Linked DNA regions of Homo sapiens: all the other regions are linked to region 5. Evidence: chromatin contacts called from ENCODE Hi-C or POLR2A ChIA-PET data. All regions are on one chromosome and are shown on one strand. Each heading gives the region's core, a stretch centred on a gene start or an enhancer-like site at or near the end of the contact. The rest is flanking DNA. Distances are from core to core; before and after follow the strand shown.

Evidence for each region. Hi-C counts contacts between places; a loop is a spot of excess contacts on that map. ChIA-PET counts read pairs that join two places held with the same protein, here RNA polymerase II (POLR2A). Pooled maps may share reads with other maps.
Region 1: a loop to region 5 is called in a map of naive thymus-derived CD4-positive, alpha-beta T cell, with 8 times the contacts of the local background. The contact joins the promoter of LLPH here to the promoter of SLC16A7 in region 5. A Hi-C loop is called at or near these places in 1 of 168 maps with a recorded cell type or tissue (naive thymus-derived CD4-positive, alpha-beta T cell), 1 of 37 single-sample maps with no recorded cell type and 4 of 50 pooled maps.
Region 2: a map of CD8-positive, alpha-beta T cell shows a loop between it and region 5 (9-fold over the local background). The contact joins the promoter of LEMD3 here to the promoter of SLC16A7 in region 5. A Hi-C loop is called at or near these places in 4 of 168 maps with a recorded cell type or tissue (CD4-positive, alpha-beta T cell, CD8-positive, alpha-beta T cell and naive thymus-derived CD4-positive, alpha-beta T cell) and 8 of 50 pooled maps.
Region 3: a map of naive thymus-derived CD4-positive, alpha-beta T cell shows a loop between it and region 5 (13-fold over the local background). The contact joins the promoter of HELB here to the promoter of SLC16A7 in region 5. A Hi-C loop is called at or near these places in 1 of 168 maps with a recorded cell type or tissue (naive thymus-derived CD4-positive, alpha-beta T cell) and 9 of 50 pooled maps. POLR2A ChIA-PET finds 5 or more read pairs at or near these places in 1 of 52 experiments (HCT116).
Region 4: a loop to region 5 is called in a map of CD8-positive, alpha-beta T cell, with 32 times the contacts of the local background. The contact joins the promoter of CAND1 here to the promoter of SLC16A7 in region 5. A Hi-C loop is called at or near these places in 2 of 168 maps with a recorded cell type or tissue (CD4-positive, alpha-beta memory T cell and CD8-positive, alpha-beta T cell), 1 of 37 single-sample maps with no recorded cell type and 11 of 50 pooled maps.

What each region holds. Positions count from the first base shown.
Region 1 is chr12:66,129,209-66,134,056 of GRCh38, reverse strand. LLPH (LLP homolog, long-term synaptic facilitation factor) reads left to right here and starts at 3,307. Exons shown (of 3, transcript NM_032338.4): 1 at 3,307-3,352. LLPH-DT (LLPH divergent transcript) reads right to left here and starts at 3,306. Exons shown (of 2, transcript NR_125724.1): 1 at 3,082-3,306; 2 at 1-5. RefSeq lists enhancers at 3,284-3,393, 3,434-3,583.
Region 2 is chr12:65,166,043-65,171,027 of GRCh38, reverse strand. It overlaps LEMD3 (LEM domain containing 3), which reads right to left and starts at 1,445. Exons shown (of 13, transcript NM_014319.5): 1 at 1-1,445. The coding sequence starts at 1,431. It overlaps LOC124902953 (a long non-coding RNA gene), which reads left to right and starts at 1,612. Exons shown (of 2, transcript XR_007063349.1): 1 at 1,612-1,811. RefSeq lists enhancers at 288-367, 1,278-1,427, 1,110-1,682, 1,868-1,927 and silencers at 361-564, 948-1,157.
Region 3 is chr12:66,298,954-66,304,231 of GRCh38, reverse strand. HELB (DNA helicase B) reads right to left here and starts at 1,739. Exons shown (of 13, transcript NM_001370285.1): 1 at 1,442-1,739. The coding sequence starts at 1,628. RefSeq lists enhancers at 409-718, 749-848, 1,480-1,559, 1,620-1,669.
Region 4 is chr12:67,265,249-67,270,788 of GRCh38, reverse strand. CAND1 (cullin associated and neddylation dissociated 1) reads right to left here and starts at 1,431. Exons shown (of 15, transcript NM_018448.5): 1 at 1,004-1,431. The coding sequence starts at 1,071. It also overlaps the pseudogene GGTA2P. RefSeq lists enhancers at 665-1,316, 1,596-1,855, 1,996-2,295.
Region 5 is chr12:59,593,795-59,599,165 of GRCh38, reverse strand. SLC16A7 (solute carrier family 16 member 7) reads right to left here and starts at 3,137. Exons shown (of 6, transcript NM_001270623.2): 1 at 2,930-3,137. RefSeq lists enhancers at 2,329-2,478, 2,529-2,668 and a silencer at 3,139-3,208.

The DNA of each region.
Region 1 (4,848 bases), core at 2,058-4,557, 6.5 Mb before region 5:
GCAGGCTGAGGCAGGAGAATCAGGCAGGGAGGTTGCAGTGAGCCGAGATGGCAGCAGTACAGTCCAGCTTCGGCTCCGCATGAGAGGGAGACCGTGGGGAGAGTGAGAGGGAGAGGGAGAGGGAGAGGGAGAGGGAGACGGAGAGGGAGAGGGAGAGGGAGAGGCCCCCTTACATTTTTGCACGCTATTAATACCATTTTCAGTTCAAAGGTGGAATGGACTGATTGTGACTAAAGATTCTGTATAAGCAAAAGTAGATCTGACATTTTTAAAATGTAAAACAATGCCATTCTTTTCACTAAATTATTTTTTATTTAGAAAATATAGTTATTTTCCATAAAAATGTTAACATGTAGTAAGTTTATCCTTTCTAAATGACTTAAATTTTCCAAAAAAAATTGTTTTAATTTCTGATAAGATCAATATAATAAGCGTGTAAAGGAATCCCAAGACCAAGAAGTTTGAAAACCTTTGGTACAAAATATTACATTTTATAAATCAACCATTGGTTTATTCCTGTGTTCTGTCAATGAATTTTATGTGGTATGTAAGTCCGTGTATGTGTCCCACTGTGTATAAGTATGAGTTCTTCTAGGTAGGGAATATACCTCGACCATTTTAAAGCATTGCATTAAGTAAAGGTGAAAATACACAGACTTCAGAAATATTAATAGAAAGTGGAATTAGGGCTGGGCATGGTGGCTCATACCTGTAATCCCAGCACTTTGGGAGACCGAGGCGGGCAGATCACCTGAGGTTGGGAGTTCGAGATCAGCCTGGCTAACACGGTGAAACCCCGTCTCTACTAAATATACAAAATTAGCTGGGCGTGTTGGCGCACGCCTGTAATCCCAGCTACTCAGGAGGCTGAGCCAGAAGAATCACTTGAATCCAGGAGGCAGAGGTTGCAGTGAGCCAGGATCGTGCCACTGCACTCCAGCCTGGTGACGAAGTGAGACTCCGTCTCAAAAAAAAAAAGAACATGGAATTAGCAGGACTTGGACAGAGCAACAGGCAACTCAGTGTGCAAGGGCCATAGGAAGAACAGCTAAGAGGTAGGAGGAAAATGAGGAAAGAGCAATATCTGAGAACTTCTGTATTTCTTGAACGTAATTTGGGAAAAGAGATGCAGTAGGCCGTATACACCTGCCTTGATTTCTTCTCAGACCTAGCTTCAGTCTACTTGATGCATTTCCAGGGATTAGTGGTCAACAGCCTGCAGCTGCAGGCCTTTTTTTTGGAGCAGCTAAGGACTTAGATACTTTTTGCTTTTTCCTTTCATTTTTCTAGAGCTTTGTCTTGAAGTCCCCATTATCTAGGGAATGGGCAACATGGGGTCACTATCTGAATCCCAGAAGTCTTCCTGTTCCTTACTGATTGTGCAGATCAGGGATTCCATGGGAGAGGCCTGACTGCAGGGGCCCCACTGACTGTTCTGCATCATGTAGCATGCCTTTTGGATGAGAAAATCAGTCTGCTTCCTGTAAGGTATTCAGGGCCACCCACTGTGCCTCTAGTTCTATATATAGGCTCCTTCCAGCTCTGTGATGAGCCACTGCAATGTTTAGTTGGACCCTTAAGCCTTGTTTGTCCATTAGGAGATAAAGTTTCCCAAAAACAGTAGTTTAGTTTCCTTCATCTTTGCAAATTCAGCATAGTGCCTATAATAGAGTGCATATTCAAAGGCATGAATGAAGGAATGAATTAGACTTTTAAATATACTAAGGCCACTTTTCTAGAACTGCTTTTATATAACTGGTGAGGGGACATAAGTAAAAAGGAGTAAAAGGGTGTTTTACTCAGCTGTTTAAAGCACTTGTAATGCTAAATCATGGCATGGTATTTTAACAACATGACATTTTCATAATAGGTAAATTATTTTTTCTGGTGCCAAGTGCCTATTCAAAAGTCTTGTCCTGGTATGTTAAACAAGATACAGTAAATATGGACTATCAGAATATAAGTTTTCTCTAAAATGCAATGTGCACTTATATTTTTGGGTGAGGTAGCTAACTTCTCATTTGAAAGATGAGGTACAGTATATGGTTAACTTGTAAAACAGAAATTCACTTGCTTTATAAGAACGAAATCTCATTTAAATAAACCAGGTTTCTTAGGCATGCTTCCTTTTTTTATATCAAATGTTCTAGGTTTTTTTCAGCCTCTTTAACCTTGCTATATTCTGAATTCAGTAATTTCCATACTATGCATGGTTTCATAAAGGACACAAATTTAAAGAAAAAAGGTACCCATAGATTGCCTCAGAACCCCTTTTTCTGGCAACCAGCAGGAGTTTACCAGGCCATCATTAAAGACATGTTTTTTGGGTATATGTCGTAAATCTCTAGAAACATTGCTTACAAATAGTACTGTGTAGCTATACTTTTGAAACTATAATGTAAAAAGGGTACCATTTGTTGAACTCTTACAGCATCAATTAGGTTGTATTATGTTCACTTTAGGGACAAGGAAATTCAGGCCCTTATGACATTAATTACTCACCCATATCGTTCACAAGTGTTGGAAGCAAGAGTACAACACAGACCTATATGGTTCCAAAGCCTATGCCAGTAGAAATAGTTGTACAGTAAGTGTTATTCGTGAGCTAAGACAATCGTCCTAGGCTTAGCATTGTGTCTGATACGTAAGTGATCAGACAGGTAAACATTGATAGAACTGAAATCCTTTGATCATTTTACCCTTTAAATTCTTCTCTGGGGTAGGAAAAGCTTGTTTTCTGTTTTTGGTAACCGCTTTGAGTATAACTGACATGCAATAAGTTGCACATATTTAAAGTGTGCAGTTTGATACGGTTTTACATATGTGTACATCTGTGAGGCCATCACCCGAGATGAGAAAATGCACAGGCTGCAAATAAAAATGATCTCAATACGGCCTCTGGAAGAACACCTGATCTAGGCTGACTTGATCTAAGGAAATACATGAGTATCATGTAAACGCTGAGGTCAGATCTAAAGGTCGGCTCGGAGCTCCCTATCTGACAAGTAGGGTCCCCTGGCCAGGTTCACTCCATAGGTTAGTCTCGGGGCTACCCTGCCCACGTCCGGAAAGCGGACCTACCTGGGGCCTAACCTTGACCGGACACCCGTCAGCATTCTCCAAATCCGACTTCTACACCTGTATGGGACGGACCAAGTTTCTAGGTCCGCGATCACACCAATGGCGGAAGCTCGTCAGCGCCCGGGTTCCAAAATCCCGCCTCTCAAGGCTTCTTGAGACATTTTGTCTCCCGGCGTGCAATGCGTCCGCCCCGGGTGGCCTCCGCCCGGAAGACGGAAGTGCAAAGACTTCCGGTCGGCGTGAGCGTGAGGTGTGGGTGTTCGTTTCTCAGGTGAGTTCGGTTCCTCACCGGTCCAGTGACACATGGGACTTGGGGCTTGATTCCGCCACCCTTGGAGAATTTCGTTTCTTGACACTCGCTGGGCTATACTTGAGCTCCAGTCCGGAGATGCAGGCCTTGTTGAGGGCGAGGGTTCCCCTTGCTCTTTTTGGTGGGGGCCCTCCGGCTTCCGAGTGCACTGGATAAAGTGGAGCCCACCCCTGTCGTTCACTCCCGCTGAAGTTAACTTCGGCCCTCAAGGTTGTTTGCCGCCCGCTTTCCTAGCCCCTCGCAAGGGTTGAGTTATGTAGACAAGGGAGCGGAATGACTGTGATTGCCGGCGTTCAAAAAATGTTAGTGGTTCGTTCAACAAGTATGCAAAAAGTGTGCGATTCAGCAGTGAACAAGACCTTTCCCTCTACCTTCGTGGAGTCTACAGTCTGGGGAGAGGGTCGGGGGGCGTGACAGAAAACAATGGTTTCAGGTTGTAACACTTAATAAGCAGGGAAGGGAGCTTACGGAGGTCAGAGGAGTCCTTTCTGAGGTAGCGAATGAAGGAGCAAGCCTTGAGAAGAGCAGTTGCCAGGCATAGGGACAGCAAATATGAAGGCACTGACGTAGAGATAGTTTGGACTCTTTACAGACGTAGTTGGTGCCTGCGGGGATGGGGATGGAGAATGAAATGAAATAGAGTTGAAGGAGGCAGGGGACAGATCACAAATGACCTTGTAGATCTTGAATATATATGAGGGAGGAGGTCTTTAAAGAACTCGAAGAAAGGCAGTGAATGCTTTTTTAAAAGATCACACTGAGCACCTTGTGGAGGATTTAGGGCGGAACTGAGTGGAAAGAAAACAAGAGTAGGAATAGATAAGTTTACAGTCGTTAAGTTGGCTTGAGAGGATGGATAATGAAGATGAGGTGAAGTGTTTATAAAAATCATTTGTAATTTGTAAGCTGTTGCATAAATGTAAGGTGATGACGCTGTTGCATTCTGGGGAAATTAAATTTCTGTATTTTGTAAAGAAATTCAGCCGGGCGCGGTGGCTCAAGCCTGTAATCCCAGCACTTTGGGAGGCCGAGGCGGGCGGATCACAATGTCAGGAGATCGAGACTATCCTGGCTAACACGGTGAAAACCCGTCTCTACTAAAAATACAAAAAATTAGCCAGGCGTGGTGGCGGGCGCCTGTAGTCCCAGCTGCTCGGGAGGCTGAGGCAGGAGAATGGCGTGAACCTGAGAGGTGGAGGTTGCAGTGAGCTGAGATCGCGCCACTGCACTCCAGCCTGGGACACAGAACAAGACTCTGTCTCAAAAAAAAAAAAAGAAAAAAGACATGCAAGGTGCTTTCAGAATTGGTTTGATTTGTAGTTTGCTTATGACCACAAGTTTGATTTGATATCTTGTTATTTAGTGACTGTGTATGTACCATGTTGATCTTCATATAAGTTGCATGTTAAGTCCTAAAAAGTGAACAGATTGAAGAGTTTTACTTTTCACTTGTTTTG
Region 2 (4,985 bases), core at 196-2,695, 5.6 Mb before region 5:
GAGAAACATCGACAAGTAGTGGGCACTGAAACTCCCTGTTGGGGACACCTCCTCCCGTTTAAATTGCTGGAGAAGTTCCTCTTCGGGTTCGGAAAGCTTCGGTTTGTTGTATGTGTTTTTCAGGTAGGTATGATTGGAGCCCGTATGATTGGCGTGATTGATCCTGAGTGAACTAGAGGCGGCCACCGCCGCACTGGGAGGGAGACTGTTAGAATAAATCCTGGGGGAGTCCACACTGAAGGCCCCACCGCCAATATGATTATTGGTTTTCAGAAGGGAGCCTGTTGACGAATCCAAGGTTGAGTCCATGTCAGTAAGTGGCGGGGGCAGGAGAGGGGTCAGTTTCTTAGCGTTAACACGGTATCTAGGAACGGGGCTGGAGTCCACTTGATCACACCCTCCTCCCTGCTCCGCGGCCGCCGCCTCTTCGAGGTTTCGGCTCCTGTCTAGACTCCCGGCAGCCGCCGCCCTGTCATTCATCGCGAGTCCTCCCCCTCCCTGAACTGAAGTCTCCAGCCTGCCGCCGGCCGATTTAGCAGTCAGCGGGGGGAGAGGCTTACTATGGGTTCGTCTGGGCCGATGCCGGGAAAGGGAGTCGTCCTTTAATACCTGTCTGCTGGAGGCCACGTCGTCGTCGTCCTCTTCCTCTGAGTCCGAATAGTTTTCCCGGCAGCTGTAGGGGACAAGCCGGCTGCCATTCACGGTCCGGCTCGCCCAGAGCGGCTCCTCGGTCTCCGGGTCCCTCTCCTCACCGTCCTCTCCCTCCCCTTCCTCGTCCTCCACTGCTCCATCTTTCCCCGGCGGGGTCTGCAGCTCGGGGCCCGCCGGCCTCCTGGCCCCCCACCACGAGTGGGGCTTCCTTCGCTCTGCAGAGTTGCTGTTAGTCACCTCGCTGGCGGCCAGGGGCGCCGGCGGCGCTTTGAGCCCGCGGTACTGGAGCGAAGCCCGGTCTTTCCTCCCGCCGCCGCCGGCCTGGTCCCGGGGACTGGCCTCCACGTCCGACTCGTCCGAGCTGAAGCCCAGCAGCACTTTGCTGCCAGCCGCGGGGGCGGCGGAGGCGCCCCCGGGCCCTCCCAGGAGGCTCTCTGGGCCAGAGGCCGAGATTCGGCACAGGCCCCCAGGAGTCCGTAAGTAGGAGAGGTCGCCCGAGACCGGCCGGACCCCCATCCCCGCGGCCGCCGCCGCCGCTGGTCCCGCGGCTGCGACCGTGGCGGCTGCCGTGTTATTGTTATTACTGTTCCGCGTCTTGTTGCCGCGGCCCCCTGACCGGTGCTGTTGCTGCTCTTCCTCTCGAAGCTTCTTCAGCTTCTTGAGGTAGACCGGGCGGGTGCTCTCCGTCACTGGTCCGGGAGACAGGCCGTAACGGCGGAGCTGAGAGAAAAGCTCCTCATCCGAGAGCTGCTGAGGCGCCGAAGCTGCTGCCGCCGCCATTTTCTCTCCAGGGTGTTTTACAAGCTCCGCGCTACCGGAAGTGACGCGCCGCCCTAGACCCTGAACTAGACCGCGCTGCGTCGCCCTCCCAGCGCCGCGGGCATCTCGGCCAATGGGAGGCGCGGGAGGAGCTCACCTGAGCGGGAAAGAGCCACCTGAGCAGCGCGCGGCTCCCACGGCGGAGACTGTTTCTACTCTCTCACCTTGAGGTGTCGGCGCATTCTCCCCCTGCTCTCTATCTCATCTCCAGCTGTTCTCCGCCCTGCCCTTCCAAGTGCCGTTCCCGGGAGCTGTCTCTTACTAAACCACACCTTGACCTCACCTTCCTAGGTTCCTGCCACCGGGCAGTAATAACTGAAATCTACCTTGAAGTTTATGGCGTAAGTTTTCTTTACATCTGGATTCCCAATGCCGAGGGAGCCTAGACCTACTGAAAGAAATTCTGCTGGCCAGACTAGATTGGCAGCTTTCCCGTCTGACTTCAGGTTGTCTATTTTCAGTTCGTCTTTAGCTTGACCTACCAAAAAAAAAAAATTTTTAAGTGACTTTCTCTCGCTGCTCTTTTTGAGAAGCCTCACCTCTCTCATTCTGAGAAGATACGGAGTACACCAATCACAATACAATTTTCTTCTAGCGTAATGGCTGTTCATTCATTAGTTAATTGTAAGATATTATCTTTTTTTCCTTTTTTGAAACCTAATGACTTTACTACGTCAGCACTTGAAAGTGAAAGAGCTTGTCTGCTTCATTCTAAGACTCTCAGAGACATAACACATGATCCTATTTATTTCCTTCTTAGCACCTTTCCAACCAATAGTTATTTATCAGTTATTAATAAATATTTGTTTACTTTCAAAATTATTTATTGTCCTATCCTTTTGGACTATAATAAGCTCCATGTGTGGAGGAACCTTGCTTCTGTTACTCACAATACTAGTAGAAGCTCAATAAATATTTGTTGAATGAATTAAAGAATTGCAAAGAGAGGATAGTATGAGATGAATATTTTGAAATAAGACTAGTGCCAGGTGAGGTGGAGAAACCTTCACACAAAGTCAAAAAAACAAGGACAAGACCTGGAACCCCAACTCTGCCATTTACAGAATAGGAAATGAATCCCAGAGAGGTGAAATGTGCCCCATGTGGTGAAGATCTTGTCCCATTTTCCCATTTCCCCAAACCTTGGCAGACAGACAATTCTTTAGTACTTCAATCCTAGTAGCTACAAAATACTACAATAATTTTTTGTTGTTGAATGAGTTATTTTACCTATTACATTACCCTATACACCTGTACAGAAAAACGTTAGTCAAAAGCATAAATACGGCCGGGCGCGGTGGCTCACGCCTGTAATCCTAGCACTTTGGGAGGCGGGGCGGGGGGCGGGGGTCAGGGGACGGATCACGAGGTCAGGAGTTTGAGACCAGCCTGGCCAACATGGTGAAACCCCGTCTCTACTAAAAATACAAAAAAATTAGCCGGGCGTGGTGGCAGGCGCCTGTAATCTCAGCTACTCGGGAGGCTGAGGCAGGAGAATCGCTTGATCCCGGGGAAGGCAGAGGTTGCAATGAGCCGAGATCGCGCCACTGCACTCCAGCCTGGGCAACAAGAGCGAGACTCCGTCTCAAAAAAAAAAAAAAAAAAAAAAAAAAAAGCTTTTCTGTGGAGGACACTTCCTTGTCCTCTATCATTGAGACTTTAAGATTTATAAATGTTCCTGAATCTATGACTGTTATGCACTTATAAGAGAGTTTTGAACAGTAAACTATAGTGGCTATGATGATGATGACCCAGATTTTATTGCCATAATTATCTGGGTGGGAACTAAAATTATTATAAACTTAGTGGACTTGTGTCTCCATGTAGCAGAGTGGTTAAGCTGTGAGCTTTGGAGTTAAACAAAACTAGATATGGACCCAGCCCTGTCTCTTACTTTGATTCTTGGTTCAACATTTGCTTTATGCCATACTGGCTCCTCTGATAGGAATCATAGAGCTCTGTTGGCTCAGCCTCTGATTTTCATGAACCTTTAAGTGACCTCCTATAAGGACTGTTGAACCAGTTATGTTTCTGCCTGTGACTTTGGGCAAGTTAATTCATCTTTCCGAGCTTTAGTTTCTGTACAAACAGAAGACGGATGATAAAAATTCCTCAGAAGGCTGTTTTAAGGAGTAAATAAAACTATATGTATCTGCATAATGCCTAGTACCATACGTAACACAGTGTGCACTCAATAAATGTTAGTCAATAATATAAAGCTAAGCATTGTGTGCAGCCATTTCAGTAGCATGGCTCCTGAGAACTCTATGTAATAGCAGTTAAAGAAAATGCTACTCCATAGACAAAAATGGAAATGGTCAAACTTCCCTCAAGGCATTAAGTAAGTCCAATTAAGAGTTAATGAAGATGAGCCGGGCGCAGTGGCTCATGCCTGTAATCCCAGCACTTTGGGAGGCCGAGGCGGGCGGATCACCTGAGGTCAGGAGTTGGAGACCAACCTGGGCAACATGGTGAAACGCCATCTCTACTAAAAAAAATACAAAAATTAGCCGGGCGTGATGGCGGGCGCGTGTAATCCCAGCTACTCAAAAGGCTGAGGCAGGAGAATGGCTTGAACCCGAGAGGCGGAGTTTGCAGTGAGCCGAGATAGCACCACTGCACTCCAGCCTGGGCGACAGAGGGAGACTCCACCTCAAAAAAAAAAAACAAAACAAACAAACAAAAAAACTACAAAAAAAAAATTAGCCAGGTGTGGTGGTGCATGCCTGTAATCCCAGCTACTCAGGAGGCTGAGGCAGGAGAATCGCTTGAACCCGGGAGGCAGAGTTTGCAGTGAGCCAAGATCATGCCACTGCACTCCAGCCTGCGTGATGGACCAAGGCTCGGTCTCAAAAAAAAAAACAAAACAATTTTTTTTTAAAATGTGGATGATATTGCCTACCCTACCTGGCAGACAATTCAATCAATATTTGTTGAGAATGATGAACGAACACTGTATGTGAAAATGTTGTTCAAATATTTTGTTTACAAGTTAGGTATTATCAGATATTAATAATAACGACAACTATGATTGATATACTACTTTATACTTTTCAAAGAACTTTCATATACATGACCTTGTTTGATCTACAAGAAACCTTTCCTCTCTGAAGATACTAGAGCATGATTTATTTCATGGAACTATATGGGTTTATAATTACCCTTTGTTTGGTGTTTGAGAAGACCCAACGCTTTTTCAGGAGAACCTTCACTGCCTCAACACTGTCACTGCTCACTTCCAACATTCTCCTCATTTGCTAGTGGATCTTGCTCCTGCTTCCAGACTGGCTAACACTTAAAGTATGAGGCTCTATTCTTGACTGTACCCAGATACTTGACAGGGAGTGCAATCTCAAACTCAGTCCTGCTCCATAACTTCCAAAAATCTGAGGGAAACAATTTTGATGGATTCTGGTCCAACTCTTCTTTGAGGTGCTTTTAATTTCATTTCTGCCTTAAGCCTCCTTATGAGAGACCAATGTAGCTTGGGCCACATTACTAACACGCTGTTCCTC
Region 3 (5,278 bases), core at 490-2,989, 6.7 Mb before region 5:
CCTTCTAAGCATTTAGTAACATTATAGTTACTTCTGTGATTAAAGAATGTTTGTTTAATACACTAGAGGGTAAGCTTCATTAAGACTGCAACCTTGTTATTTTATTTCTCTAGGTTTTCCCAGCACCAAACATGCTAGCCAGTTGATGATACTTTAGAATGACGACTAAGCCCTCCACAAATACTTGAAACTTTTCTGCCTAAATCTGCGCTGTCCACCCACGTGGCTATTTAAATTAAAATGTAATAAAACTTAAAATTTCTCTCCTCAGTTACACTAGCTGGATTTCAAGTTCTAAACAGCTACATATGGCTAGTGGCTATTATACCAGACAGTGCAGATATAAAACACTGCCATGATCATGGAAAGTTCTACTGAACAGCACCGGTCGGCACATTAAAATATTTTAAGTCTCAGTCACAAAGTATACATAACAGGTATAACTTATAGCACAGGAAACTACCTCATAGCACAGGAAACTACTTATACAAGGTTTACCCGAACCACAAGGTTACTAACACCAATTAACAATCATCTGTGCACTGAGGTGTTCCTTGTGTTTCGTTTTTCTTTTTCTTTTCTTTCCTTTTCGTTTTTTGAGATGGAGTTTCATTCTTGTTGCCCAGGCCGGAGTGCAATGGTGTGATCTCAGCTCACTGCAACCCCCACCTCCTGGGTTCAAGCAATTCTCCTGCCTCGGCCTCCCAAGTAGCTAGGATTACAGGTGTGCGACATCACGCCCGGCTAATTTTGTAGTTTTGTTGTTGTTGTTGTTGTTTTACTAGAGACAGGTTTCACCATGTTGGTCAGGCTGGTCTCGAACTCCTGACCTCAAGTGATCCACCTGCCTCGGCCTCCCAAAGTGCGTGAGCCACCGCGCCCGGACTGTTTTGTTTTTCCAAGAAGCTGAGGAAGAACCACGTATTTGACTCCAGGCAATATAGGATAATAATTACAAGTTCTCATTCTATAGAACTTGAGGATAAGTGGTCAGAAGGAAAAATAAAAGTTCCGATTCTGGGTGGAAATAGAGACTCAACATCCACTGTTTCCTTAAGCGTAAAACTACCTTACATTAAAGGTACATTAAATTAAAGGACGACCATTAAAATGAGAATAATTTTAAAAAAAAAAAAAAAAAAAAAGGGCAACCCGCTCGGGTCCCCTTCCACACTGTAGAAGCTTTGTTCTTTCGCTCTTTGCAATAAATCTTGCTGCTGCTCAAAAAAAGAAAAAAAAAAAAAAACCACATAGTATGTGTCCAGTTAAAGTCACTGCTATTATTATAGTCATAATTTTACCCTTGGTAGGATGAAGCAGCTAGACCACTGATAAGCTAAATCTGTTAGCACGACTGGGTGCCTTGCTCAGGGCAAAGCCAGAATGGGAAGCGCTACTTTGGACCCTCCAACCCCATCCCCCGGGCAGACGCCTTCCTCACCGCGGAGGCACCCGGGGAGGCTGCCAGCCTTTACGCCCCCACTGCAGAGCTCCTCGGCGTCGATGAACACGGACTCTTCATCCTCCTCCACGTCGTCGTTTAGGTAGTCGTCGTCCTCCTCCACCAGATCCCTGGGTGGGAGCAGAGGTCCCTGAAGTTGGCGCAGGTACGGACTCGACCTGGCCATGCTTCTCCTGAACTCAACCCAAACAACTCGGGAAAACCCTGGCTAACTGCATGGTCATGATCAGCCAATCAGTTCTACGACTGTAAGGCCATCAACTTCCGGGAACGGCCTGGCGGCCGCCAGCGTACATAAAACCTGAAAGGCAGCGAAGCTCCGCCCCAAGTTTCCAGGAATTGCCGAGGGGAGGGCATGTGGAAGGGGCGGGGCAAGGCGGGTTAGGGGCGGGGAAGGGAGAGCGAGGGGCTGGGAGATGGGCGGGGCTTCCGCTCCTTTTGGAGCCTGGTGCTGGGCGGTGATTATCAGGAAGGTGCTGGGACGAAATCAGCGCTGGGGAGTGACAGGCGTGGCACCTGCAGAACCGCCAGTGCACGGCATCTCCTGCGGAGAGAGAACGGGGAGAAAGTCCACTTCTGCTGAGCTTGAAGAACCTGGAAAAGCAACCCCCACCCCAACCTTCCCAAAACGAAAGTATAGCAGATGCCCTTCTGGAATCGGATCTAGGGCAGGGACCTAGAATTCTGTCTTTTTAATGTACATTCCGGGCTGTCCATTTTGATGCTCAGCTAGGTTTGGACACCACTGGATTAGATAACATTCAAAGTTATTTTTATCCTTTCCTCTGTGAGTACACCCTGGTCTCCCAAACTTATTTAAGCTGGGCTGCTACCTGCTGACAGTGGGGCAAAAGTGTCTCTTTGCAGCCCAGAGTATAGACAGGAATAGGAGAAGGGAAATAGAAGAGAAAGGAACGTGGTTTTAAAAACTATTATGGGGCTATGATTCTCTTACTTGATGAGGATGGTACTTGAAAGTCTTGGTACTATTTAAGAAATACCATAAATATATTACTACATTACTGTATTGATACTGTTTATTTTGGGATTATTCCTGAAATAACTAAACACACACTATTTACTAAATCCAAAAGCACCTGATGCTATATTTAAATATATATAAACGACAACTAGCACCAAATATTTAAGAAAAATGTATAGGAGAAAATATAAAAATTGATTTCTTTTCCTTTGGGTACCAATTGAAAAATGCCCACTTTTGTTGCTTTTAAAAGAAATACTGTTGCAGCTGACAAAACACCAGTGTTTCCAAGGATTGGCTATATGAGGTTGAATTCCTTTGACATTCACATGGCTACTGTTTCCACCACAACATTGAATCTCCTCTGACAAATGTCACACTTACTGTCCTCTTCGTTTCAAAAACCAGTGGATACTTTTCAGCCTTTGTTTTACCTGACCTCTCAGCAGTATTTGATACTGATAAGTATTTTCTTCTTGTAGCATTCTGCTGCCGGGGCTTTTGCAGCTTGCCTTCTCAGATTTTTCTCCTTTCTGGCTATTTACAGTCTTGGACCCCTCTGCTTGCCTGTAAGTACTGTTATTCCCCAAGGCTCCATCCCAAGCATCTTCTTGCTCTATAATCCTTTCCTCAATCATCCTTCACCTACATGCTAATGACTCAGCCTAATCTGATCTCCAAACCATACAAACAACTGCCTAAACACTGTCAGTCACTACTGGATGCCCCTTGGCTACTTAAGACTCAGCATATCTAAACTGCAACTTATCATTGGCTTCCCAAATCTGGGTCACTTATGAGTATATACATGGGATATTCTTGTTACCAACATGATGACTTGGGCACAAGAATCAACTCTAGATCTCTAGATGTTAAACTTTTTTTTCTTTCTCTCTTTTTTTTTGGGGGGTGGGGGGACAAGGTCTCATTGTGTTGCTCAAGCTGGTCTTGAACTCCTAAAGTCAAGTGATCCTCCTGCCTCAGTCTACCAAGGTGCTAGGATTACAGATGTGAGCCACTACACAGCACAGGTGTTCAACTCCTCCTCCCTTTTTTTTTTTTTTTTTTTTGGTACAGGTCTATAGTGGCACCATCTCAGCTCACTGAGGCCTTGACCTCCCAGCAGGCTCAAGTGATCGTCCCATATCAGCCTCTCAAGTAGCTGGGACCACAGGCTCACACCACTAAGCCCGGCTAATTTTTTGCAATTTTTTGTAGAAACAGGGTTTCGCCATGGTGTCCAGACTGGTGTCGAACTCCTGAACTCAAGTAATCTGCCGGCCTCGGCCTCCCAAAGTGCTGGGATTACAGGCGTGAGCCATTGCACCTGGTCACTATATGTTCAGCTTCTATTCATATAGTTCAATTGCATTTTATTGGATAGTGTAGATAGGAATTTAGGATGATAAGAATCTTACTTCTTTACCTATTGTTTTCTCATTCTTTTAAAAAAAAAGTTAACAATTCTGGCTTTCTGGATACCATCTTTACCATACATAGTAAGCAGTGGTACTCAAATCTGGCTGTGCATCAAAATCACTTGGGATGTGTTCTAAAATTGAGATACCTGGATCTACCCTGAAGCTACACTTCCCAAAACAAAAAACAACATAGACATAGGTTATCTACTGTGTGATTTTTGTAATAGCAAATTATTGGAAATAGCAGAGATGTTGAACAGCAAGAGACTAATGAAATAAACTGTAGTACATCCACACAATGGAGTATTCTTCAGCTATTTTTTTTATAAAAAGAAAGAAAGATTGCCACAAATTGGTAGGGAGTAGTTTCCAAGATACTGTTTTAAATTAGAGAAAGCAAGATGTAAAACAATGCATATCATTTTATTTGTATGTGTCAGTGTTACGAAAAAAAAAAAAATCACATGAAAGATAAACCACAAGTTAATGAAAATAGCCAGGAATGGTGGCTCGTGCCTCTAATTCCAGCACTTTGAGAGGCCAGGGTAGGAGGATTGCTTGAGCCCAGGAGTTTCAGACCAGGTTGGGCAAAATAGCAAGACCTTGTCTCAAAAAAATAAATAAATTAGCCAGACACAGTGGCGTGTGCCTGTAGTCCAGCTACCCTGGAGGCTGATGTGAGAGGATTGCATGAGCCCAGGAGGTTGAGGCTGCAGTGAGCCAGAAGAAGGTGAAGGAGGAGAAGGAGGAGGAGGAGGGGGAGGTGGAGGGGGAAGAAATTGATGAAAATAGTTACCCACAGAGGAGATGGAAACATGATAGGACAGAAAGGGGATACGGACAAGAGCTCTGAGATTAATTTATTATGTAGTTTGACTTCTGAATCATGTAAATGTTGTACACATTCAAAAAATAAAAGAAACAAAAGCAAAACAGAAAATTGAACACAAACAGAAACAAACAAATCTATCAAGTGAATTGCATAACCACTAAGAGAAAATAATCATTTCAAGTTATGTTTCAATACTTTGGGTAAATATTTTAAGTTATTCTAACTGTACACCCCTGGTAGGTTATACTCTGCAGACAAAAGATCTAAAAAATGATCTTAAACTTCACTCATTATGGTTAATGTTTGTTGTAATATTGTTAGTGTAATTTTGAAATTATATATTGTAGGATAAAGAAAATAAGTAAATGTATTCATATTTTATTAAAAGTTTTAAATGTACATGGAAAGAAATACAAATGTAAAATAAAATAAGTTGAAAAAAGCTCCTACAACATTAAACTGGAATTGAAAATATCAATATGGGCTTGTGATTTCTTAAAATGTATTATCTAGTTCTGTGTGCCAAAAGAACCTGAAAGCAATGTAACCCCAGTAACTCTGATCACACCCACCATCTCAAT
Region 4 (5,540 bases), core at 182-2,681, 7.7 Mb before region 5:
TCTTTTTTTTTTTTTTTTTAGATTGAGAACTTATTTGTGAAGAGATGGGAGGCGGGAAAGAATGCAACAATCACCGAAGCGTGCAAGGAAAAATAAAAACAAAGATAACCTGTAAAAATATAACAAATCTTCACTATGCATATTACAACACTTTGGAACCAACAGTACCGATCTCCTGAACAGAACTGCTGTAATAAAGCTTCATATTCACCAGGTCCGTATTAAACATCTCTTCCTTTTGAAGATCCGTCTGCTATGATTAAGATCCAGCAATCCACCCCTTTGGCAGTGATTTTGGATATGAGGACATGAGACTGAAACCCCGAGTTCCTAAGTTGGTTTTACCTGACAAGAGGAACTGACAGTGATGCTGGCGGGAAAACCCTATGAGCGAAGTTTCCTCCATCCTGGCTCCCCTCCCCCTTCTTCCCACCTTCACGAAAATTAATAATCCACAAAAGAACTATGTATCAGCCAAGAGCGCAAAAGTTCATCATTCCACCTGAATGCAGCAAGGCCCACGCGCACCTGCGGGCAGAGAGGAGGCTGCCGGGTCCCCGAGTGGGCAGCAGCTTGGGCCCCAGCGAGCAAGGCGGCCTAGCGCCGCAGGATGGCAAGCGAATAGGCCCGGCGCCCGGTCTCCCGGCCTAGAGCAACTCCCTTCTCCACAATGGTGGGTGGTTTAGCCCCTTCGCGCTACCTGAGACGCAAGAATCGCCTCCTGGTGGGGCAGGGAAGGATGTGGGGGCGCTGAGACAAGCAAACGGGGCCTAGAGACCGCGGCGGGCAACTGCCTAGGAGAAAGAATGGGGGGAGGGGGTTGCAAGAGGGGAGAGGAAAGGGGCTCCGCAGGGATCGGGAGGCCAGCGGACCGGTGGGCTGGAGACTTCGGGGCAGAGAAGCTACCGGCTACGGCCGAAGGGGTGGGGCAAGGCCTGCGTGACGGCCAGGGCCGCGGCTGCGAGAACCCCGAGGTGGGGTGAGGGTCGGATCTCGGCCTCACCTAAAGTCCTTGTCGCTGGATGTCATTTTTTCCAGCAAATTGGAAATGTGGTACGAGGCGCTCGCCATGTTGACGGCCTCGATCCCGCCTGCTGGCGCTGCTGGAGCTGCTGCCCGCTGCCGCTGCCGCCGCCGCCGCCGCCACTGGAGCTCCTCCTCTCGCTCGCGGCGGCTCCCGCTTCCAGGGTCGCAGCGCGACGCCGACGCTGACTAGGGAGGCGCCTCGACGGGCTGCCCCCTCCCTGGCGAGGCGTGGGCCTGTCCCGGGGTAAGCCGAGGCTACAGAGCCAGCCTAACGACGGCGCTGTTCGCGTGAGAACGAGCTCATGGGCGGCGGGGCGTACAGAAGGGCCTCTACGGGGAGCCAGACACTTCCACTCAGGGCCGTCTCGCTCCCACTCGCTCCGCACTCGCTCCCTAGGGCAAAAGGCCAAAGCCCGCCTCCTTCGCTCCGGGGGCGGGGGCGGCAGACGCGGGCGCTACGGAAAGCTAAGGTCAGAGTTCACGGAGGCCTCCCCACGCACGCTGTGGAGAAGAGAGTTAAAAAACAATTCGGTTGGCTGAAGCCTGTGTCAGTTTTCATGTGACCCGCCTTTTGGAGGCATGACAACACAAAAAAAAGGGGCTGTTCTCGCGAGACTCTAAAGCGACGGTTAAGGGACAGGGGACGAGTGGAGCAAGTGGGCCTTAATCTGAAAATAACTTGATTGTTTAATGACATTAAGAGAAAAAGATTACGAGCTTTGAGAAGGAGGAAGCCTGGGAGTAACGACAGTTAAGGAGTTAGCTTGCGGAACCAACATAAGAATTTATAACAGGGAGGTGTCGTTTGGGATCAGACGCGTGGCCTGCATTGCCGTAGCCACCGTGGTGTAATGTTGCCACGTAAAAACCACAAATCCCAGAATTCAGTCGGGTGATACACTGGCTCAGAATGTGATTGGCTGCGGGAACTAGTAGCTTCCTCATTGGCTCCCGTGGAAGGAGTGAATGCTGGGATTTGCAGTCTGATGGGGGAGCCGTGCTGGGTAAAAACCTTAGAATCGTCGCGCACTCCGTTTCTGCCGCGGATTCTTATATTCTCCAATACAGGCTTTTTCTGTTATGCAGTATTTGCAGAGCAGGCTGCTGCAGTTTGGCCAGGCGCATTGCGGATCAGTTGGTGTTCTTGCCAGAGGCCTAGCAGCAGCTTCCTAGCGCTACTACTTGCACCTCCCAAGGCAGCTGAGCCTCCCCACTTCTCTGGCCAGACACACTCCTACCGTGCATCGTAGAACCACCTCTCTGACGCCAGCAGGACCTTAGTAAGAGTAATGGGTATGCGACAGATGGCTGTAGTCAGGCCCTACTGATTTCAAAATAGCTAAAAGACTATCTCTGTAGTTAGCTTTTGTGGCCTTGATGGACCTGCAGCTGTGTATTGCTCCCTCAGACGTACAAATTCGTGGAGATGAGTTATGAAAGTATTTAGTATCCAAGTTTTTCATCTGCTTAATATTTGGGATTTTAAACACAAGTTTTGCCAGCTAGGGGTCAACATCCCTGAAAGTGTTAGGGATGGAGCTAGCTGACAGGCCTTTCTAAAAGAACAGAGAGCCTGGTGAAGAGATGAAAAATCAATCTCACTTGATACTCCTGTTAAAAACAACAACAAACCTTTAAATAGCTCTCTACTAACACATAACTCAAATCCGATCAAATCTACCTGACCTTTACCATTGTTTTCTGTATTCATCAACTATTACTGAGTACTTCAAAGTCAGGCAATAGGAGTTAATAAAACAGATGAAACTTGGTTTAGCCTCATAATATGTGTTTAAATTTCACACATACCTCTGATCTGCTCTCATGTATCCTTCTACTTGAATGTATGTAATATAAAGGCCGGGTGCGGTGGCTCATGCCTGTAACCCCACCACTTTGGGAGGCCGAGGCGGGCAGATCAGGGCATCAGGAGTTCGAGACCAGCCTGGCCAATATGGTGAAACCCCATCTCTACTAAAAATACAAAAATTAGCTGGGCATGGTGGCGCGCCTGTAGTCACAGCTACTCGGGAGGCTGACGTAGAAAAATTGCTTGAACCCAGGAGGCGGAGGTTGCAGTGAGCCGAGATCGTGCCACTGCACTCCAGCCTGGGCGACAGAGTGAGACAACGTCTTAAAATGATAATAATAATATATACGTAATATATGATATTTTTTCTCCCCAGTAATGCCATATTTCATTTTACCAATCTGCCATGATTAATATATCTTTCATCAAACTGTCCTTAGTGCTTCAGCCACAATTAATTGCCTTTTGCTCTGAATAGCCTTTCCACCATATTTAATGTAAAACACACACACACACACACACACACAAAGAAGCAGGTCTTTTTTTGTATGTGTGGACCTCAAGGCCTCAGTCATTTGGTATTATCAATAATACTTTCTTTTAGCCTGTGTCCACTCAGAAAGCAAATCATGGTTTGTCTTTTTCTGTGTGTAAATTCTTTCACTTTTGAATTTCCAGCTGAACTATAATATTTGGAGTCAGATTCCTTAAATATAAATCATGTTTACAGCCACTTACTTGGTGTCATAGGCAATTCATTTTCATCTTTCTCAACTTCAGTTTCTTCGTGGGTAAATGATGATCAGGATATTACCTCAGGTTGTTTTAAGAGTTAAATAACTCCTAACCTCAGGTGATCCACTGGCCTCAGCCTCCCAAAGTGCTGGGACTACAGGCATGAGCCACCACGCCCGGCCCAGCCAAATATGGTGAAACCCTTTCTCTACTAAAAATACAAAAATTAGCTGGGCAGATGATAAGGAGAAAATAATGAATGTCAAAGGAAACGTAATTCCTCCAGTGCTGGTTGTCTCAACTGCGATTGTTGTGGTTTGGAAATGTATCAACACCCAAGAAGGCTCTCTCTTGTGGATGTATCACTTAAAACACCCAGAAGTTGTTGACGGCGGCGGGCAGAAGGGCCGGTGGTTTCCAAGCTGCTTCAACAATGGGACCCACAATCCTCAAGCAGAGGAAGAAGAAGACATAGACAAAGAAAAAGAGAAAGAAAAAAGAAAAGAAGATGACAAAAAAAGAGCTTCGGCTATGGAACTGGTTTAATCCATACGATCGCCCAGAGGTGCTGACGGTGACCAGCTGGAATGAGCCGGTTGTGTGGGAAGGCACTTAGAACAGAACCATCCTAGAAAATTATTATGCCAAACAGAAAATTACTGTGGGTTGACGGTTTTTGCTGTCGGAAGACATGTAGAGTATTACTTGAAGGAGTTCATAGCATCTGCTGATAGGTACTTCATGGTAAGCCACAAAGTCATGTTTTACATCATGGCCGATAATCCAGGATGCTGTTGATAGAGCTGGGTCCTCTGCGTTTCTTCAGAGTGTTTGAGATCAAGCCCGAGAAGAGGTAGCAGGTCATCAGCATCGTGGGCATGAAGACCAACAGGGAGCACATGTTGGCCCACATCCAACAGGAAGTTGACTTCCTCTTCTGCATGGATGTGGACCAAGTGTTCCAAGACAATTTTGGAGTGGAGACCCTGGGCCAGTCCGTGGCTCAGCTATAGGCCTGGTGGTACTGGACACATCCTGAGGAGAATACTTAGGAGAGGCAGAAGGAGTCGGTGGCATACATTCCATTTGGCCAGGGGGATTTTTATTACCACGCAGCCATTTTTGGTGGAACACCCATTCACTTTCTCAACATCACCCAGGAGTGCTTTAAGGGAATCCTCCAGGACAGGAAAAATGACCTCGAAGCCAAGTGGCATGATAAAGCCACCTAAACAAGTATTTCTTCCTCAACATACCCTCTAAGATCTTATCACCAGAATGCTGCTGGGATTATCATTATAGGTCATCATGCAGATATTAAAATTGTCAAGCTATCTTGGCAGCAAAAAGAATATACGTTGGTTAGAAATGATGACTGACTTCAAATTGTGCCAACAGTTTTTTGAATTTGAGAGAATTATTATTCTGGCTACTTCCTCAGAAAACAATTTTAACTTTAAGAAAATATTAATGAAACACCAACATTGCAATCACATACTATCTCTCCTTGTAACTTTGAGCATTGTAATATGAGAGAATGAATCTATGGTAATCAGGTGTAAATTCCCAGTGATTTCTTATGTATTCTGAATTTGGGGGAAATACTATCAGCTGAACCAGAAAGAACTTGTCATAGGCAAAGATAAAGCCAGAAACAGGCCAGGCACGGCGGCTTATGCCTGTAATCCCAGTACTTTGGGAGGCCAAGGGAGTGGATCACCTGAGGTCAGGAGTTCGAGACCAGCTTGGCCAACATGGTGAAATCCCGTCTCTACTAAAAATACAAAAAATTAGCCGGGCATGGTGGCGCACACCTGTAATCCCACCTACTCAGGAGGCTGAGGCGGGAGAATCACTTGAACCTGGGAGGCAGAGGTTGCATTGAGCCAGATTGTACCATTGTACTCCAGCCTGGGCAGCAAGAGTGAAATTCCATCTAAAAACAAACAAACAAAACTCTACATGTGTC
Region 5 (5,371 bases), core at 1,888-4,387:
AACCATGACATGCCAGACACTGTACTGGGCTATGGAGAAAACAACAGGTAAGGTCTTTGCTCTTATTTAGCTTCATGCAAGGCAGAAGCTATATGACACAGTGGTTAAAGCCAAACAGATCGCATCGGTGCTTGCCCCAGCTCAACCACTTACTAACTGTACCAGCTGAATAAGCTATGAAACTTTCTGGGCATAAATTCTTTTTTCTGTAAATATGGATATGGACAGATCCACCTCAAATGGTTGCTACATGCTATCAGACAGTAGTAGCACAGTGCCTGGAATATGGTGAGCATTACAGAGTTGTCATTATAGTTATTATATACTACAGTTACTTTATACTCTTAGGAGTGAGTGGATTGGTTTGCCCAAGGTGTAGTAGAAACTGCAACTCAAACTCTTCTCTCAAATAATGGAAATCAATTCATTGACAAAGATAATCTTCAGAGAAGGATCATCCTGCCCTCATAACATGAAGAAAAATCCTTCATTACCTGTTTTTATTCATTAAGGATCACTATTAATGGACAAAAAATGGGCTGAATACAGGTTCCTGAGAAAAGACATTCTTCTCAAATTTGCCTTTTAGCAGATCTTACCAACATTTCTTACAACTGTGGAGTTCCTTTCAAGTTACTTGGATATATGTTTCTTCCATCAAGAGGAGAAAAAAAATGGACTAAAAGGCAAATGGGATACAAGAAAGATTAACCTGAATGACTGACTATATGAGAACTTCTTGAAAGCAGAATTACAGCCTCATTCATCTTGGCAACCCTGGTAGGGTGTCTAGACTGATTATAGGGGCTCAAATATAGCCCGTCTGTATTCTAGGTACTTACCACACACTTCATTCTTCCCAATATCACTTCAGAGTGGGTACCACCAATCTCATTTTATAGACAAGAAAAAGGTAAAGCCCAGATTGTTAAACAATTACTCAACCTTACAAAAGTGCAGAACCAATCTGTTCTAAAGTTAATTCCCTTTTTCCATGTGAATGTCTCAAAAATGTTTGGTGGATGAATACAGAATTAAAAGCAAATTCTGGAGATGCCTTTTATTTCAGATCCGTGATCCAGGAATATGACTCCAGACAAGGGAGGTTTATTTAGGTAATGTTGCTCTCCTTCCCTTTAAAAGAGCTCAAAGCCAAAAATATAAGCCAGACATTATCAAAGAGCAAATGAATGTCTAGAAATAAACTGAGCATTTATAGAAGGATACACTAATTTGAACATCGGGAAACAGATGTTAAAATTTCAGATCACTTATTATTCAAACATGCCTTGGGGGGAAAAAAGTAATATGTAACTGCAAACTGTTGTTGTATTTGCAAAAAATAGTTTCTGAGTTTGTAAGTTGTTACACAATACACTGAGTTTCTTACGGTTGTAATCTTTCCTTTCCACTGAGATCATTCAGTCCCTCACTTGGATTGCTTTAAATGTAATCTGCTCAGTCAGAAGTAGAACCTGGAGTTAGGATTGCTTCACCAGAGCTAAATATTAGTCACTTTGCTCAACCCTCATTTGCCCTCTGCTGTCCCCACCCAACTCTCATTTTTCAGCCACACTCCACCAAATGCATACTTAGTGCTTGTGGTTCCAGTAACACAACACATTCAAGCTAACCTGTCTGTGGAAAGTTTGCAACCCTCTGAGTTCAGACTGGGGTTAGCCATGAAGCATGGGGTGACAGGAAATGGCATCCAGTAGTCACTCTTTCCTCTGGGTCCAGTCTTTTTCCCATCACTTTCATCATTGTCCGCTATTTTATTCCTCTGCCGCATCTCCTTTGGGACCCAAGAGGGAAGGAGGACACGAAATAATACAGGAAAGGAAATCAAAAAACAATTGTAGAGAAACCACTCCTCGTTTCCTCTTCTATGTCTCGTGTGTGTGTGTGTGTGTGTGTGTGTGTGTGTGTGTGTGTGTGTGTGTAAAATTTTAATTTCCCTGGAATTGGAACTACAGAAGTCCCTCCTCAGCCCTACCGGGAAAGTGGCACTGGGCACGACCGCCCTTTCCAAGGCAGTCTGCAATCCTTTTCGCGGAAGTAGAGGAGAAAAGGGGGTGGAGAAGGGCGCCGCGATGCAGCATCCGCTGAGAAAACAGGCAGTTCGCACGTGAGCGGGCTCGCAGCCTGTGGCGCCACCTGACCGGGCCTGGCGCCCCCAATGTGGTGCAGTGGCCCAGCAAGACCAGAAGGCTCAGGCCCTCCTGAACCCTTGCCAAGTCAGAGGTCCCTTTCTGCCTGGGCTCAGGCCTCGCCCGCATATAGTTTTCCATCTGCTTCCACCCCTGCCATCCTTCCTGGGGACCAAAAATGAAGAAAGACAACCCCCCCATCCCCCGGTATTTCGTCTTCCCCTCACAGCCTCTTCCTGTCCTGATCATCTGCTCAAAGAGAAGACGTTCTCTCCACACACTCCACCCCCGCCTCCACCTTCTGCGGCAATGAAGCCACGCCACCCTAGGGGGCTCGGGGGCCGGATGCTGGCGGGGCGCGCACTAGAGACACGCCGCACTGGAAGCAGCCCTCGGAGTCCCGTGAGCCAGGGAGACTGGGGTGCACCGCGCCACGCTGAGTCTCGGTGTAAAAGCCGAGAGCGTGAGCACCTCCTGGCCGAAAGCACGCGAGGCGCTCCTTGCCCAGGACCCCGCGCGCCCCCTCAGTTCCCGGGCAGCTGTCGGCGCGCACTGGCTGACGCGAGCTCTGCTCCCGCGGCCGCTTCGGGATTTTTTTGTCTATATAAGGGCTCGCTGGCCAACTCTGCGTTGGCACGTTTGTCACAGGCTGGCCATTATTTGCACACACGCGTGCGGCTCCGCGGGCAGCTCGGGTCGCAGACGCAGGCTCGCCCTCCTCTTAGCCGGCACCTCCTCCTCCTCCTCCTCCTCTCCCCTCCCTCCCCAGCTGTACTTACTTTATCTGGTCTCTGGCGCAGGGTGGGCGCTGCAGCCCTCCGTTCCCAGCAAACCGCAGCCGATTCGCCTCGCTGTCAACGGGTGAATGGAATTATTTATTTATTTATGGCCCCTGACGTGTCCTCGCCCGCCACAGCCAGCGGAGAAGGAGGCGGTGGCGGGAAGGGGAGGCGCGGCTGCTGAACGCCCTTGTGGGTGCGGAGGAGCGCGCGCCAGGGGTGGGGGCCGGACAGGCTGCGGTGGAGGCCGGCCCGGGGGGTGGTGGGGGGGAGCCGCCTCCCGGTGCCTGGAGACCGACTGAGCATGCTCCAAGCGGCTGTCAAAGCTATAGGCACTTTCTCTATCGCTCGGGGCACTCCACTTCGGATTTTAGTTTTGACCAAGGAAGAAAGCCAAAAGGCAGGTAGATCTGTCTTTCCAGATGGGTCGTAACTTGCTGTATCCGAAGTACTCTGTAGCCTGACCTAGAAGACAGATGTGCGGTAGCTCTGTGCAACCCAAGCATGGGAGAGGAAAGCATGCAAAAAAAGAAGAGTCTGGCCGAATGCAGGGAGAATAGGAGATCCTCATTGTGAGCTTGCAGGGAAAGTGTTGAGCCATTTTTCAACTGAGGCCTTTTTGGGAGAAAGAGGTAGGGCACTGTTGGAGATTAGACTCACCAACCAAATCACTTCACGGAAAAAAATATAATTGACACCATAGGAGGAAGGACATAGAAAACAGCACCAAAAAACATTAAAAATAAGAAGGATTTTTTTTCAAATCATTTATAATTCCTTTCATTTTTAATTTCTCAAATTACTTAGTTCTTCAAACCAGCATTTAGTTATTTGACAACGAATAGTGCTAGAGATAATGGTAATTCTGCTGTCATTGGTTTGGTCTCTTCCCCTGTCTAAAATGTGCTTCTTGGTAAAACTGGAAAGAGGAAGGGCTGGAAGAGAACATTTAAGTAACCCCATAGATTGGGTTTCTTTAATATCTTTAAGTTAAATTGCCACTTTAGAGAAAAAGAAACTATCCAAAAGAATAATTGTAGGTTTTGGCTTGACAAGTCCTATTGCAGTTTGTCTACCAGTTTAGCTAGCTTTCTCCTCCTTGATTTCACAATCATTTTAAGGTGTGTTCTATGATTCTTCACATTTTACGAATTTATAAAAAGAGTTAAGTCATTTGGGTAAATTCACATTGTCTTTGCCACAGCTAGTCTGTTGTAATGGACGAAATTTGAATTTCAATTTCTGTAGCTATGAAATAAAAGTAATATCAATCGTGTTGATTTCATAAGATTTAAGTGAAATAATATACATGAAGTGGCTGGTAGGCATAATACAAGATGAAAAAATAATCGTGATTAATAACATCAAAATTACTGGAAGATAATTTTATTGAAAGAATGATATTTGAAAATGAAAAAAAGGCAGAAAATTACAGAAAGGATTTTATATTTTTAAGCTAAAAATGCTTAAATAGACATTTGTATAAGACATAATAGGCCTTTGATAATGATGAAATGTCTAGCAGTGACTATAAACACTTCATTTAATTAAAAAAAGTTAAACATTTAAAAGAAACAACATAAAGGCACATTTCAAGGTCATAGTCTTGAGTGTTTGCTATTGATATTTTTCCTGCTCATTCATCACTTTTATTTCCTGTCAAAGAAGAGGAAGAAGAAAGACCATATGCTTTCTGAATTTTGATCCTATTCTCCCTTTTCCTTCTCTTTGATTTTTCTTTTTTGTTGTTTTTTTCTTATAGTCCCATGTTCTTGACCTGTTTAACCTATTGCTGAATGCCAAACATCACTACTTATAGCATGATATCGTAACCTTCTTTTTAAGTCTTGTTTTTTCAACAATTAAAACTCTGGATCTAATTTACCTACTGTCACAGAGTTAGTATTTGGGAACTCATTTCTAAATTGCTTTGTTGTGATAGCTAGGTATGTTATGTAAAATTTGATTGGACTAGAAAGGTATCTGAAAGGAGGGAGAATCAGCTAAGAATAAATTCAGCCAGTTTATCCTATGACTTACAGTTTAATATTGTTAAGAAATTGAGAAAAAAATACAATTTAGGGAAAAAATAAGCCATATGATTAGAACTTGGAATGCTCTGGTAAAATGTTTGCCTTGATTTATATTCATAAGCTGAAATAACAGTGGGAAAAACAAATAGCAATACACTTAGCATTCTAGCAACTCATATTCCACAGATGAGCAAACTGTGAATACGTACATCACATATATACTCATGAAGTCCACATGTCTTTTACTATATACCCACATCCTTGTGGTTTAGGTTCTTTCTCCCTTCTTCATTCCTCAGTCATACACAATCTTCTCACATTTTTCTGTCTTTTATCATTCACTGCCCTCTTTTCCATATCAAACTTGTCTAAACCTTTTTTCCTCCTTTAATGCCCAGCAAATATATCA